Linked DNA regions of Mus musculus: region 1 is linked to region 2. Evidence: chromatin loops called from intact Hi-C (ENCODE). Cell type or tissue: left cerebral cortex. All regions are shown on one strand.

Region 1 (8,000 bases), 180 kb before region 2:
TGTCTAAATAATGATGGGCATTGTGTAAATAATGGGGGTTCACATACATGGTTGCAGTAATTGCTGAAAATCATCTCCGGGAACATGATGTAGGCTCTAGGGAGCCTGGGCAGCGGAACGAGCACAGAATTGGTAGCATTCATACTTCCTTTGTATGCCCTCTACGGTGCTTGCCTAGGTTTTGTTCGAATGAGCAACATTGTGTTTGGAAAGTTGTAGAGCTAATTTGAGACTCGGAATGAACTCTCTTGCCAATTATGAATTATTGTTATTATTTTACTTCACTTAGATGGTTGAGCTAGTAAAATACTCATAGACTCAATCCATTTTGAAATTCAAAATGAAGAAAAAGGGGAAAGATAGTTGTTTGAGTCTCCGTGAAAGCTGCCCCTTTTGGTTCTTGTGGATGGCTCTAGCAGGCTCTCACCTGAAAACCTGAGATTCGTTTACAGGAGCCTGCGCTTTGATGCTTATCTCTCTTTAGACAACACAGTCTCTATTGAGATCCTCAGCACATTCATTGCAATTTTCTTCTGATCCTCGCCCCCCCACCCTTCCCGGCTCTCAGGCCACTTTCAGCAACTATCTTGAGAGGAGAATGCAGAGTTGGGTGTCTGACTCACAGCCTCATGCTGACCTCTTTAACAACTAGATTCAGCAACTAAGCAGGGCTCCTAGGGCTCCCAGAGAGTGAAGCGACAGTCAGGGAGTCTGTATGGGCCTGAGGCAGGTCCTCTGCATGTATGTTACAGTTGTGTAGCTTGGTGTTCTTATGGGACTCCTAAGAGTGGGAGTGAGTGTGCCTCAGATTCTTATACCTGCTTTTGGGAACTTTTTCCTCCTCATCCAGCCGTGATAACGAGAGTATGTGCCTAGTCTGATTGTAACTTGTTATACTGAGTTTGGCTCACACTCCTGGGAGGTCTGCTCTTTTCTGAAGGGAACTGGAGGAGGGAAGGCATCTGGGGGAGAGGGGAGGTGTGGGGAGCGCCTGGGAGGAGAGGAGGGAGGGAAACTGTGGATGGGATGTAATCTACAAAAGAAAAGAATAAGTTAAAAAATGAAACAGAACTCGATTCAAGTTTTTCATGTATTGATAAGTGTTTGAAAACATCTTTTATGAATTTGTGTGTGTGCGCGTGTGCATGTGACAAATCTGCATGTATATGTGTGTGCTGCAGCACTTGGGGGGCAGAGGTCAACTTTCAGGATTCAGTTCTCATCTTTCATCTCGTTGATGTAGGATCTCGTCTCTCTCATTGATGTAGGGTCTCTCTCATTTATGTAGGGTCTCTCTTATCTTGGCTCTTGTGCTTTATGCTCCAGGCCAGCTGGTGGTGAATTTCCAGGCAGTTCTCCTATTTCTGCTTCCTCTCTGGAGGAGTGTGACACTGTATGAGGTTCTTTATGTGGGTTCTGTGAACCGAACTCAGACGACAGGTTTGTGTAGTTAGGCCTTTTACCGGCTGAATTATATTCCAGGCCCTGAAATTAACGACACTCTGTTGCTTTTAAAGATGTTCCTGAGAGACTTAAGCCTTAAGATTTTATGTAAACCTTAGCTCGAAGCAGAGTCTACTCAGCCTTTAATTTAGTGCTTATATATATATATATATATTTTTTTTTTTATTTACATTTTTATTTTTTTTGAGACAGGGTCTTGTAGCTCTGGCTGTCTTGGAACTCAGTGTGTAGCCCTGGCTGACTGTGAACTCAGAGCTCTGCCTTGGACTGCTGGGGCTCAGGGTGTGTGTGTCCCTCTGATCCTCCCCAATACTCTGGATACTTCACTTCTAGAATTTCTTCTTAGATCTTTTTCAAACATTCTTGATCATTTTATGGAAAGGACATAATTTGTTTTCTTTTTTTGTTAAATTTATCTTACTTAGATATGCTTCAAGGGAGATGGTTTTTCTAGTTGCCTGTGCTTATGGAATAAGTAAGCAGCATAAAGAACATTGCCATAATTTCCTCAGAAATTCCTCTTGTTACCCTTAGGGCTAATTTGCCCTTTCTCTCCTAGATAGTCTGCTTTTTTTTTTTTTAATTGAGTTAGTTTTATTGATGTTAGTTTAGTCTTTTGGAGCTTTGTATAAATAGAACCAAGCAGTATTTGTGTTCATCTTGTTTTCAAGATTGTAATTCATTCCTTAAATTCAGTTCTTTATGATTATGAACAACAGTTTCATTGAATGAACCCAACGGTTTGTGTGTCTTCCTGTTTCTAGGATTTGGCCCGTATACATGCAGCGGCCATGAGCATTCCTAGCTAAGGCTTTCTGTCCTCACTGCGTGCCCACCTCTGCTTGTTTTTTAGTCTGCATCTATCATTTTAGCATCTGCACCATCTGGGAGCCAGTCTTTGCTCCTTTGTTCGACTTCTCCCGGTGACTTGTTTGCTTGTGTTTGGTCATTTTTGATTTGATCATGTTTTGCTCGCTGTGGGAATCCTGAGCGGCCTGAGTGTTTTCCTGTTTGTGTCTGCAGGGTATCCAGTGTACTTCTAACTGAGAAGCAATTGAGATTAATTTTTCCCTGGAGGTTCCCTGAACAGAGAGAGTATATTTTCAGACCCCTCCTGTGAGAGGGAAGGTTTGTGGTGATAGATTTTGAGGGAACTTATATTTTTTTAAAATTATTTTTGAGATTAGTCTATAATGTGTTAGATAATAATGGCATTCTCAAACCAAATGTGTTCTACCGGATTCTACTCACATCTTCTCCATCCCTCTCCCCAGTGTCTGTCTCTCTACAAAGTTTCCTTTTTCCTTTTTGTCACATGTAACTTTCTGCATGCTTGCTCATGCTCAACACACACACACTCACACACACACACACACACACACACACACACACACACACACACACACACGTACACATGCACACACACTCACACACACCACCCTCACCCCAAGCTTCCTTGTTTCCCCCCTTCACTTGGTTTCCTTTCTAGTTTTTAGGCTTGCCCATGTAACCCACTCATATCCATGCAGATGCAGATTACAAACTAGGATCTGAATATGAGAGAGGAAATACCGGGTTGTTGCTTTTCTAGTTTGACTCACTTCATCTAATGTATGGTTTCAAGCTCTACCCATTTTTCTACAAATATGATTTGCTGGATTATGAAAAATAATTAAAATCACTCCATGTTATTGCCAGAGGCTCATAACCTTCCAGGTCATTCCTGCGACGATCTTTGCCCTCAGGGATAACCCTTTCCCAAGGGCATAGTTTGTCACGAATCCTGGACTCCCACCTTTTCTTTAGCATCCTTCTAAGCTTAGGGCAGAAACCCCTAGGACACAGTTCAAAGCTCTCTCAACCATCTCCCTTCAGTTCTCTTAGAGCACATGGATTCTCTTGGTTTACTGAGTTCATATTTGCATTAAAGGTTCAGAAATCTGAGAGTGAGGCATGCCTGTAATCCCAGCATTTAGCAGGCAGAGGCCAGCTTTGGCTGCATAGGAAGACCCTGTCCCAAAAGAAGGTTTCTGATATCTTTCTTGTAGTAGGAGATAGCTATGGTAGGGGTTTCTCTCCATCAGTGTCTGGCAGTATCTGGCCACATTTTTGCCAGAGATGTAAGCCTGTCACGTATTTTGTCCTCTGCCTTCTGGATAGGCTACATCTCTGTTTTATGCTCGCCTCTTCCTTTGTCTGGAGAGTGAGCAGCAGGCCTGCTTACTCATCATCTAGTTCTGCAGTGTGTGTTTTAGTCTTTGCTTCTCTTGGGCTGTCTCTGCTGAGAAGAGAGAGGCAGAGAAACGTGTTCCTAGCTTTGCCAACTTCGAGTTATGGTGTCAAGATTTTCCTGGCATGCCTCCCATTCCCCCAGCCCTTGAATGGATGAGCGTGAGTTCTGGGTGTGATTCCCTTGCTGAGCTAATACGTGTCTGACTTCCACAGAACCAGGAGCTGGCCATGTGCTTGCCATGCCTCGGCTCTTCCTTTGACTTGGCTCATCAGCCAGGCACTGGGGTGTAGGCTGTAGTTTCACTGAACACGATTTCCCATTCTTTGGGAAGGAAGTTGTGTGGAACTGTGTCTGTACTTTCCTCTCATTCTAGGTGGTCTAGTGATATTCAGCACTCACAGAACTACTCAAAACTGCAGCGTTAGGAAGGTGTGGGACGATGTGTCCCTGTCAGTTCCCAAAAGATATCCTCCTGCTGCATGCTGCCTGCCCATTCCAGTCTTGCCCTGCACCGTGCTTGTTGCCTCCTTGAATAGGATAAGTATGTCTTCAGCCAGGAATCTATTGTCTACTCACATACTATGCCTGGTATGAAGTAAGCACTAGAATCTTGGTGACTGAATGGCTTTGGGATGTCTTAGAACCCAAATCATAGTTCATGTCTAGGCCCCCAAGATATGTGGACTTTGGATGCTTAACTGAATCCCCAAGGCATGTCCTGGGTAGGTTCCAATGACATACTGCTACAAAGTGAGCGCTTCGCCTGGATCCATGAGACCTGGCTTTCTGGATAAACTCTGTCACCTTTTTGTCTTCTGTTTATCAAATGGAGCTGCGACAGCTGGCTCTGCCTCCCTTGTAAGGACATGCAAGGTAATACAGAGCCTTACGATACCAAGACATCTTTTTACAGGTCTCACCACTTAAAAGGAAGGACGGCTGGTGCCACACAGGATTCGAGAGGGTTCATTCATGGTCACCAATTCCTGCTTTTAGCCTGACTTGTTCTCTGAAACTGAAGCTGGTGGCCAAAGATGATGTTGAGAGTCTGCAGTGATCTCTGTGGCCACGAGGTGTCACCCTCAGCCTTAGAATGGTAGATTATTACCTCCCTGCCAACCATGGTTCTCTGCAGAGAGCCTGGTTTCCTCTGGGTTCCCAGTGCCCACTCAGACACTGGCATCAACACTGGAGGCTATCACAACCGTCCATCACGGCCCTCGTTTCCAGGTGCAAGGTGCTTATTTAATTCTAATTTATTTTAAATTTTGCCTAACCAGTGCATGACTAGAAATGGCCAAAAATGTTCATGAATTTAATTTCAGGACCCAAAGCCAGCAAATTTAGAATTGGTCATGGTAAGCCCTCTACCACTCACTTCCACATTTTTGCTACTAAAAAAATGTGTTTTTTAAAAAATCACCGCCTCAGGATAACCTAGTTAATGTAATAATAGCAAGACCAGGGGGAAGAGACCCCAAACCTCACCAGAATCCCCCAGACAAACGGGATCCTGGATGGTCAGGCTCAGTTCCATCTTTCTGGTCTTTCTTAGGATGTTTTTCCTGCTGACTGCTCTCTTCTTTTAAAACACTGTCCTTAGCTCTTGTTCCCTGTTCTCCTCATGCTGTGCATGTTAGTTTCTTGGTCCTCCAAGGTCTTTCTTCACGGTATTTCACCATGTCTCCAGGCACCTGCCATAGCTTTTGTTCTTCTACCTTGTACACTAGTCATACCTTGTAGTAATATAGAAATCTACATCTCACTCCCAGACAACTGTGTATTGTCCTCTCTACTGGAGGATATCCTCTGCCTTGGAGGATATTGCTTTCAAAGCAGCTCAGGTATTTACATGTAAATACATTAAAATTTATTCACCTTGGGTGCCTTGTTCCATCTGTTTTGTTCATTGTGTATTGTTGTATAACTACCACCTTAAGATATTCAATTTCTGTGATGGTTAATCTTGGTTGTCAATTTGACTGGGCTTAGGTATACTTAGAAAATGGGTAAAGCCAACTCTCTCTGTGTGAGAGTTTTCCAGAAAAGATTGGCTTGTGGTATCGGCAAACTGAGTGGGGAAGCCCCGTCCTTAATGAGGACAGCTGGGTGGGATATTGTAGCCACACCGACGGAGAGAAAACAACCAATAGGAAAGCACACACACACAAGGCTACATCTGACTTGAGTGTGCACAGCTTTCGCTGTTGCCCTTGTCAGCAGATGCCATACTCCAGCTTTCTAGACATTTGAATGAGGAATTGCACACACCCCTCTCCAGGACCAGGCCTTCAGCCTCAGACTGACGACATTGAACTGAACATCATTGGTTCTTCTGATCTGGGGCTTCTGTCTTCATCTGAGCAGACATCCTGGCTCATCAACTCCAAGGTTTATGCCAACTTGATACACAAATTAGAATTATCTGAAAGCTGGGACTACATAATTTCCAGCTATAAGGCATTTTCTTAATTAGCGATTGATGGGGGAAGACACAGCCCATTGTGGGTGGGGCCATCCCTGAGCTGGTAGTCCTGAGTTCTACAAGAAAGCAGGTTGAGCAAGCCAGTAAGTAGCATCCCTCCATGGCCACTGCATTAGCTCCTGCCTCCTGGTTCCTACCCTGTTTGAGTTCCTGTTCTGACTTCCTTCCATGATGAACACTTATTTGGAAGCATAAGCCAAATACATGTTTTCCTCCCCAACTTGCTTTTTGGCCAGAGTGTAGCATTATAGCAATAGAATCCCCGACTAAGATGACCACTGTGGCACTGTCCATATTCTAGCCATTTAAGCAAATTTAATAAACCTACTCTTATAATTAATTATACATCAGTCTTAGAACAGTTATTTCTGGCTCTGTGTTCTCTCATCTTAACATTCCTTTTGTTCCTTTGTCTGGCCCTCAGCTGCACAGATCTGATTCCTGTTGCTGTGTTGTTTTGCCTTTTCTGTAATTTTGTGAAAATGGGACCTTATGACACTTATATCTCTTGTGCTTGATCTCCTTTCCTTGGCCCAATTAACACCTTCAACACCTTCCCAAAACCCTATTTTTTTGCTTTTAGCCTGCTTTCTTGCTAGTGATAGTGTCTCTCTATTCATTCTGGTCCCCAAGTCATCAAACTGGCTGCTGGCCTGCTGCTGCCTCCCTTCTCCCTTCTGCTCTGCCCCTCCAGAAGGTCCTCCAGCCCACTTCTCCCCCATATCTGCTCTCCTCTCCATCCTTAAGGTCACTGAGGCTGCCTTTGCTGCTTGCTGGTCTAACTGATGTCCAGGTAAGACCTCTTGAGCCTTCCTCTGACAGCCACCAGACCTAAACTGCAAATCTGATTCTTTAGCTTCAGTGTTGCCCAACAGGCTTCTTGGTTAGCAAATGGCACTCCACACTTACACCGATTCCTGCCTAAAGCTCTGTATCTGTTTTCAAGGCTGTCCTCAGTGTGCTTGCACTCAGCTTGCACTCAGCCGTTGCTTGTGACTTTTTCTCAAGGGCTGAGCTCACTCTTCCTCCATTGTGCTGTTTTCTCTACCCGGAGTCTTTCTCCTCTTCCATCATCATTAAGAGCACCTCTTTAAGAGCAGGTCTAGTGACTTGCACTCTGCAGTGCTTTTCTTGGCTGTAACTTCAGGCGGCGCTAGGTCTTCTTTGGAATATGGCATTCATCACCCAGTCTAGCCTAGTCAGTCCATTTTCAAGGTACTAATCTGTCCATTCTACTGGACTTTTACATTCCTTGAGGAGTTTTCATCTTGAACTTATCTTCCTGTCCCTTGGTTAGGGCCAGCCACACAGGAAACACCATTGTTAATCTCGATTGTCAACTTGATTGGACTGCAGTACCTACTAGATTAGTGAAGCTCATCTCTGGGTATTTTGGGGGACAATTAGATCATAAGGGCTCCGACATAATAATTGGTTTAATCTATTGATTGGTTTAAAATTGAGTGGTGGGTGGTAGAGCTGTAGAATGTGGGACCAAGTTGGAGAAAGTAGGTTCACCAGAGGCATGCGGTTTGTTCCCTGAGCCCTTCCCATGTGCCCTTTATTCTGTTTTCCAGTCACCACAAGGTGAAGAACTTCTCTGTCACCTGTTCCTGCTGCTGTGGACATGGAAATAATGATCCAAACCCTTCCTTCCTTTATATTTTGTCACGGTGACACAGAATCCAATAGAAGCTGTCAATGAAGGCTCCGTTCACTGAAGGAGGATGGAAGGGGGTCCAGATGGTCAGGAAGACCTGGGGTGGGAAAGAAATGTTTCAGTTTGTGTTCAGTTGGAGGGAAAGGAGAGGAAGAGTT
Region 2 (8,000 bases):
AAAGCCGGCTTTCGTTCGGGAGTTACAATAATAGCCTGTGCCCTTCTTCCCTAATGTGTTGGGCTTCTGAGAACACATGGATTATTGTGAGAGGTACAGTGACTGCTGTTTGCTTTTATCTCCTTGTTTCTCTTCTCTTCTGTAGATGTAGGGTTGTTTGTAGTTTCCAGGAGAGTGCTATTCCTCTGGTATTTGGAAAAGGCTTTCTCTTTGCCTGTGTCACCTCTTATGTGCTACCGTGGTAGAGACCACGGTGATGTGGGCAAGGCAGCAAGCATATTTGAGAAGCAGCACTCTGCAATGGTGGTTGGGCTCTTTAGATTGGCTGTGGATTCACAGTGAATTAATTAAGGGCATTTTTCTTCTCCAGATGGCTCTGGCCTATGGACCTCTTTTTAGTCTATATTAGTCTTCTTCATACAACTTTCAAGTCTTACCTTTCTAAGGGGATCAGTAAGGATATTTGCTAGGTAGATATTTCTGACTCTTCACAGCACTGGCTGCTTCATATAGGTTAGGGTGGTGTGTGTGTGTATGTGTGTGTGTGTGCGCGTGCAAAAGACATATGTTATCTATGGGTTGGAGTATTTGCTTGTTGGTACAAGACCTTCCACAGCTGTATAGTAGTGGCTGCCCCATCAGCCTGGATTCCTATGTGACTGATGAGTCACACAGTCCCAATGTATTTCATTGTTTTTCAGCTACTGAGATTTAGGTGTTTGTGGGGGGAGGATCAAATCCGATTAAAGTCATCTCTGATGAAGGGTGATTTTCATTCCAGGTGGTGCAGTTTTTATTATTTTCCTCCCATGTTTTCTATTTTTATGATTTCTGTTTAGTTGTGGCATAGGCATGGATTGAACTTAATATTCTGGTAATGTAAATTTAAGGTTTTGGTTTGGTAGGAACCTAGGCTTGTATATGTTCATTTGTACATGTGTATGTAGAGGCCAGAAATCAACATAGGTGTCTCCCTTGACTACTTTCTACTTAGTTTTTTGAGATACAATCTCTCACTAAAGCCGGAGATCACAAATTTGGTAGACTGGCTAGCCAGAAAGCCCCTGGCTTCTTTCTGTGGACACTTTCTTGGGGCTGGGGTTACAGGGGCGTAACATGTTACCTGACTTCTGGGCTCCTAGAGTCAGGTCATTATGCCTACCTGGCAAGCACTTTATTAACTGAGCCATCTCAGCCCTAGATTCTGAACTTTTATTTGCCAAAGTACCGTTCCTCTGCACATCATGCCAAGAGAAGCACAGAGTAGATACTTAGTAAATATTGATTGCATTGATACTTAATGACGTTTCTTACCATTGACCATAATGAATATTAGATGATAGCTTAGCAAGCTACAGAAGTAGGGTTGAGGATTGTCTATGGGCTAAGACATACTCTTAGATAAATCTTTGCCCTCCCCCTTTCATTCAGTATTACATTCATCTTATTTCTCCTTCCTTTGGAAACTTAGTCTCCTAGTATCTGCCAACCCTTTTCCTTGGTATAGGATGAGACTGTTGGGTCATTTGAAGACTTCCTCATGGACTTCTTGACTGGCATATTAAAGACCATGCCATCTCCTTTCCTAATTTACTAGGAGCACAGCTAAATCAAGGCTTCTCAAGGTCCTACAATCTCTAAAGAGGAGAGCTGTGACTCCGGCTTTCCTGAACACAATTCGCTTGCTTTATTTGGAGATGTCCTCAGGGTCCCAATTCCTTATTTTAAAGGTTTATTCTTTGACAATTTCATATATGCCTATAATGAAGTTTGACCATATTCACCCACATAACTCCAACTTATCTGATCCCCCACCTCGGCCTCCCTTTTCTTCCCAAGTCTCCCTCCAACTCTTATATCTTTATTTAATTACTCAGCAATTCAACCTCTCAGTGTCCTCCAACAGCAGTCAGAAGTCAGCTTTCTTTATTACCGTGTTCTCCAAAACCCTCAAGGAAGTGGACCGTGTGTGGCTCACCCCTCCAGGCCATGTCTTTCATTTACTGTTTTCTAACCCTACTGGTTTTGTTCTTTGTTCTGCCTTTTGGATGTGTCAGCACGTTCTCGTCTCACACACTTGATTTCCTGAGACCTTTCTCCTTTACAATCTCTGGGAGATTATCCCGCCCAACAAATGAGGACATCCTGTCAGAGATCCCTTCTCTAACCAGTTAGCTAGATCTATTGCAATATCCCAACCCCCACACCAAACCATCCTTCATCGCACATCCTTATTGTATTCTCTTCCCGTGGGAATGTGAGCATCTAGGGATGAGGGACTCAATGTATCTTCTTCAAAGTGACATTGCACAATACAGGCATCAGCCTGTATACACTAGGTACTCAGGAGATATTCATTGACTAAACGGATGTCCAAGGTCTATAGGTCCCAGTCAGATTTTACACTCATGAGATATGTTTACTGAAATTATACCACCTGGATCTAAAATGCTGCTGTTAATTGCCTTCCTTATAGAGAACTCAAAGCCTACCCCAACCGAGTTGTCCATTTCTTTGTATAGAAAAATTGGGAATTCCATGAAAAGGCTCTTCTTTACTTAACCGCCAGAGTTGTGTGCAAGGTGACCCCAGCAACCCAACATTTTTATCGTCTCTTCAGATCTTCTAGTATCTGTACCTGTCCTCTTTGCCATCCTCACCCTCCTGTGTCACTCGTCCTTGCCCTTTCAGCTTCTTCGTTTCCTCTGCCCACACATCACTGTCCATCAGTGCATCCCTCCCCATTTACCTTCTATTGTTAATGAAGGTCCTGGACTCAGATATCTAGGTCAACTCAGGTGATAAATCTTGACACCAGAATAGATCCAATGAGGAGTGACTCTAATTCAGTTTTTATTTGCCCTCCGTAAATAGAGACCTATAACCCCTTCCCCCACAGTACAGTATTACCGAGAATATCTTTTCAACGTTGAGAATTGAACCTCCTGTCTTATGCATGCTAAGCAAGGTCTACGCCACCAAGCCATACTCCCTACCCCATTATTCTCAATACTAACCGAGGATTATTTTGAAGCATACTGGACTCACACTGTGTACACAAGGCATGCTAGCTTTCAGCGCTCACATATTTTGTCTCTATTTCCCCTGTTTCTTCTAAATTCCACTTCCCTGTAACCTCACCTCTCCATGGTGATGTCATAGGATAACAATGTCAAAATTATAGTTGTCCCGATGAGAAGGCCTAATTTGTCTCAATGGGATGTATGATTTTTGTTTTGAGAAAAAGAATCACTAGTTTGAATTCTAACATTGTTATTTATTTGCTGTTTGATCTTGGGCAATTTATTTTGCCTCTCTGAGACTTAACTGTTCCTCCTCTCATGGAAATATTAGTAATTGCTATGTCCTCCCAAAAGGCTACTTGTGTGATGTGAGACACACATGCACACACATACACATTTGTAGACGCAGATGCTTGGTGTCTGATAAATTATCAATAGCCAAAAAATTACCAAGCAAATAGGGGACATGGTCATTTTTGAGTTAGTATAATTTAATCTTCAGGGAAAGGCACGTGTTTCTCCTTGGGAGAAGTGAGAGAGTTAATAAGGCATGAGAGTTAATTGAGACACCCCCCCCCCCCCACACACACACACACATGCTCCCTCCATGAGATACAAAAGCAAGTTAAGGGCTCCTTGGCAGGGCGTTCAGAACCTTGATGGCTAATCCAGGTTGAGTTTCTAGTCTCTGCTGCCCCCTAGTGGCCACTGGTTTCAGAGGCCTATTCACAGTCCTTGACAGATTAAGAGTCAATTCGCCTTTGAACAAGAGTTATACAGACAGGAAAGACATGGAACAGGGGTGTGAAGGGGCTAGTGTTTTGATCCTTTTCACGTTTTAGATAGAAAGATTTTTTTCCTGAGGGTTTTCACAGCAGAAAATTTGATGAGAACCCAAACATACTATGAAAATAATTAACTCCATGGTCTTCTTCCTTCCCCAAGATAGGAGCATTTTTTTTTAATTCTCTTTTTTTCAAATCTCATCCCTTAAACAATTAAGTTGGCTACATATGAGTATTTCACATATACGGCTGAAAGCCAGACGTTCACTGAGAAGTAGTGTTGTTTGTTTGTTTGATTGGTTGGTTTTGTCTTTAGGGTTTCACTGCTCATCATGACAGCACAGTTATGGGAAAGACCCTGGCCTTAAAGGAGCAGGGTCTCCACTTGGCTGTTCTCGCATGTGGGGCAGTGAGCAAGATACTGCATCTCTTAGAGCTGGGTGAGGGAGGGTCCACTGGACAATGTACTGGGACACTGGGAGAGCTAGCATGAGTGAGACAGTCAGCCTTGGAGAGAAGGGACTGAGAAATTTGTGTGAACTAAAACTTACCCTTATCTGGGCTTCTGGTGACACACAGCCATTATCTGAAAGAAAAGGAGACTGGAGGGAGAACCTGGCATTTTAAGTAAGTGAATAAATAGAAGGCCTTGAGTGTGTGTGCCACCGCCCCACACAACCTTCTTCCACAGAGTCATATCCATAGCCTCTGGCCTGCTACTCATGGACCGCTAGGGCAAAGTAGCAGTCAAGAGGACTGGAGGGTGGGCTTGGAAGTCTCACATGAGCAAATGATCCAGAACTGGAATTAAAAATATCCGTCTCATGTGTGGTGGTTTATGCTTGTAATCCCAAATCCCAGCACTTGAAAAGCCGGAACAGGATTTCCAAGAGTTCCTAGTCAGTCTAGGCAGTGTAGTGAGTTCAAGCCCAGCCTGGGCTACAAAAACGAGGTCGTATTTCAAAAAAGGCCAAAATAAAAAAAGTGAATAAACAAATAGTGTCGTGGTGGGGTGGTTGCTCAGCGGCAGAGCGTTCGCTTGTCTTATAGAAGGCTCTGAGTTTCATCCCCAGTTTCTGTCTGGAAACCTGTGCAGACACCATTATGAGAAAACCAAGTGGCTGACAGGTCTGACAGCATTTGTTGCGGCTAAAGCCGAAGAAGAACAACTCAGGCTCTCAGGAATGCTTTCAAATAACAGGAGTGTTGGAGAAGGTTCCCTTTCAAGGCTCCAAGGCTCTTGAATCTTGCAGGGCCTCGCTACCCCTGCCTCCTTCTGGTTTTTCTTTGCCTCCAGATTTATTCCGGAACCTGCTCCTCTGAAGTCGGACACATTTAATCTGTTAAATGTATAATTAGACAGAGTGTTTGGTTGCAACGATCGCTTCCAGTTTTCCCATTTATCCAAAATACTCTCTTGTTCGCACAGCGGAGAAATAGGGCAGGCAATCTGGAGGAAGGAACAGGCACCAGCAGCGGGAGGCGGGGCGGGCTTGGTGCTTTTCTCAATGAATACTGAGGCCTCTGCAGATTTGCATAGGAGCAGATCTCGCAGCGGCATTGGCCGGCGGGCTTGGAAGGGGGCGGGGCCGGCTGCGTGGGCTGGGCGGCTGCGCTGAGTTCGCTCTAGAGCCCCGCCCCTCGCGGAGGCCCCGCCCCCCTTCGGCGCGCGCTCGCGGCACTGCCAGCTGCAAGTGGCGGGCGCCCAGGCAGATGCGATCCAGCGGCTCTGGGGGCGGCAGCAGCGGTGGCAACTGGCACCTCCCGCTGCTTCTGTCCAGCGGTTCTCGGGGGGGCAGTAAGACGTTTTCCGTTCGCCCCCTGGCCAGTCAACAAAACCGCGGGCGCTGCTGGTAGGTGAGGAGGGGGCTGGCTACATTGCGGGCTCCTCTGCCCGGAATGTTTTCACTAGTCGCCAGCGGCCAGGGCCGCCCGGGTGCTTGGGAGTGAACTCCGAGGAACCAAGACGTCGGTGACGGCAAGGACGCTGCAAACTTGCGCGCGTGGAGGCAGCGGGAGCCTCCTCTCCGCAACGCAGAGCTCGTGTTCACGCCCAGAAGTTCAGCGGGCAGGGTGATCGATCCGAAGACTTCCTGCAGCGGAGGTCACTTGAGGGGGCGCTAGAAAGCAGCCCCCTCCGGTGGTCCTTGCCTAGACCTGGGAAGGAGCGCAGAGGAGGTGACAGGAGCGGAGGACGTGGGCAAGACAGTGACCGACTCGGAGCCACGGTTCACAGCCTGGAAAGTTGCAGAAGATTGGAAGCTAAGAGGAGAGCTCTGGTCGCCGAGGGCTCCTTGAACGGTACCTAATTGCCACCTCCCTGGTCCCTGAGCAAAGGCCTCTACAAATGGGGCGCAGCACGGCGAGAGGCGCAGGATCCAGCTGTTGAGCCCAGGGTGTCTCACTGTCTCCGAACTACCCCCTGACTTTGTCTTCCGTTTTGCTGAGAACCCTTCTCGCCTCCTTGTAGCTTGGGAAAAGCAAGGGCGCTCTATAGTGTACACACAGTCCCTGAGATCTAGTGGAAGGAGCCATTCAGGACCAAGGACTATTTGGAGCCCTTTCCTGTTTGGGGGAGAGTGAAGGGCGAGGCTGGACCAGCAAGGGAAGGGAGACTAGTGTAAACTCGCCCTCCAGCGGGATGGGAGCTGCTGGGTTCCTGTGGCTGCTGCCTCCACTGCTTTTGGCAGCAGCCTCGTACTCCGGAGCTGCAACCGATCAGCGCGCGGGTTCCCCAGCCTCAGGGCCTCCTCTGCAGCCCCGGGAGCCGCTCAGTTATTCGCGCCTGCAGAGGAAGAGTCTGGCAGTGGACTTCGTTGTACCCTCGCTCTTCCGCGTCTATGCCCGAGACCTGCTGCTACCGCAGCCACGGTCCCCCTCGGAGCCCGAGGCTGGCGGGCTGGAGGCGCGGGGATCACTGGCCCTGGATTGTGAGCCTCTGCTCAGGCTGCTGGGGCCACTGCCTGGAATCTCCTGGGCAGATGGAGCCAGTTCTCCTAGTCCCGAGGCGGGTCCGACGCTGTCCAGGGTGCTGAAGGGAGGCTCGGTGCGCAAGCTCAGGCGTGCCAAACAGCTGGTGCTGGAGCTGGGCGAGGAGACGATTCTTGAAGGCTGTATTGGTCCCCCAGAGGAGGTAGCGGCTGTGGGGATACTCCAGTTCAACCTCAGCGAGCTGTTCAGCTGGTGGATTCTCCACGGCGAAGGGAGGCTGAGGATCCGCCTGATGCCTGAGAAGAAGGCATCGGAAGTGGGCAGGGAGGGAAGGCTATCCAGTGCGATCCGAGCCTCCCAGCCCCGCCTTCTCTTCCAGATCTTCGGGACGGGTGAGCAGCTCCCACTAGAGTGTGTTGGGATTTGCATTTTTAGTTATACGACATGTAGACACTGCTAACTAACTCTTATTCTTCTAGCCCCCTTTTCATCGTACTTGAACTTAGACCCGTGGTTTCTTTTTATGTGCTTAAACATAGTAACTTCCCAATAGAACCTTCTCTCTCTCTCTCTAGCAACCAAGTTGGGAGAAAAGTTTTCCAGTGTTGGCAGAATGCCTTCCACTGACTTACACACGATCCCACTGGATCATAATTGGATGCCCTCCTTCCTGAGCTCTGAGAATGGCTGAAACGTCCCTATAACGCCCGAGTTCCAAGTTACGGGACCTCACACTATTGCTCTTTTTTTCTTGACTCTTGTTTCTCTTCTAGACGACCACCTATTTGGAGAATGTGGTCGAATTTCCCAGAGAATAGAGAATTCCCCTTAATACTGAGTCTCAGCCAACTGCCTGTCCCTGTCCCTCCTCTCCAGTGCTGGCTAACCCAGAGGTTCTCTTTTCCTTAATTATTCATTCTGCCACATTGGACTCCCACCTCCAGACTGTTTACACACTCAGACTCTCGATGTTCTCAGATGTCCCAGGAAAGTCCCAGAGGAACTAAGGAACAGGGGCAGGAGAGTTGTAGGGAATGGGATGAAAACTGTTGAGGTTACTTTGCTTCGGGGGGAGAAGCAAGACAGTTGCCTTTCCTGCCTCCCCCTTTGTTTGCCCTGGGAGTCTTAGCTTGCATGTGTGTAGCAGCTGCTCTGGATGAGAGCTCTGGCAGGCTCTCATTGCTGGAGGCTCCTGGAGTGAGGTTTCTGTTTCATTTACTTCCCCCATTTCTTCCAAAATTCACCGCATTAGGGGCTGTAT

What was found. A loop is a pair of places that touch in the nucleus more often than their neighbours do. Peaks named below come from ENCODE experiments on the same cell type or tissue, not always from the same donor. Only the 100,000 strongest peaks of a DNase experiment are listed, where the experiment ranks them.
Region 1: it touches region 2 in a loop (6-fold over the local background); 39 of 42 quality-filtered maps call a loop at or near these places.

The regions. Positions count from the first base shown.
Region 1 is chr17:72,778,789-72,786,788 of GRCm38, reverse strand. No RefSeq gene overlaps it. Among named protein-coding and RNA genes, the nearest start is that of Ypel5, 54 kb to the left of the region's middle. In left cerebral cortex, a CTCF peak has its summit at 4,761 (motif pointing right); DNase peaks (open chromatin) are centred at 3,784 and 4,769.
Region 2 is chr17:72,602,159-72,610,158 of GRCm38, reverse strand. It overlaps Alk (anaplastic lymphoma kinase), which reads left to right and starts at 5,852. Exons shown (of 29, transcript NM_007439.2): 1 at 5,852-7,131. The coding sequence starts at 6,450. In left cerebral cortex, CTCF peaks have their summits at 3,720 (motif pointing left), 5,000 and 5,239; DNase peaks (open chromatin) are centred at 5,341, 6,350, 6,898, 7,912 and 1 more place; H3K4me3 peaks cover 2,855 bases.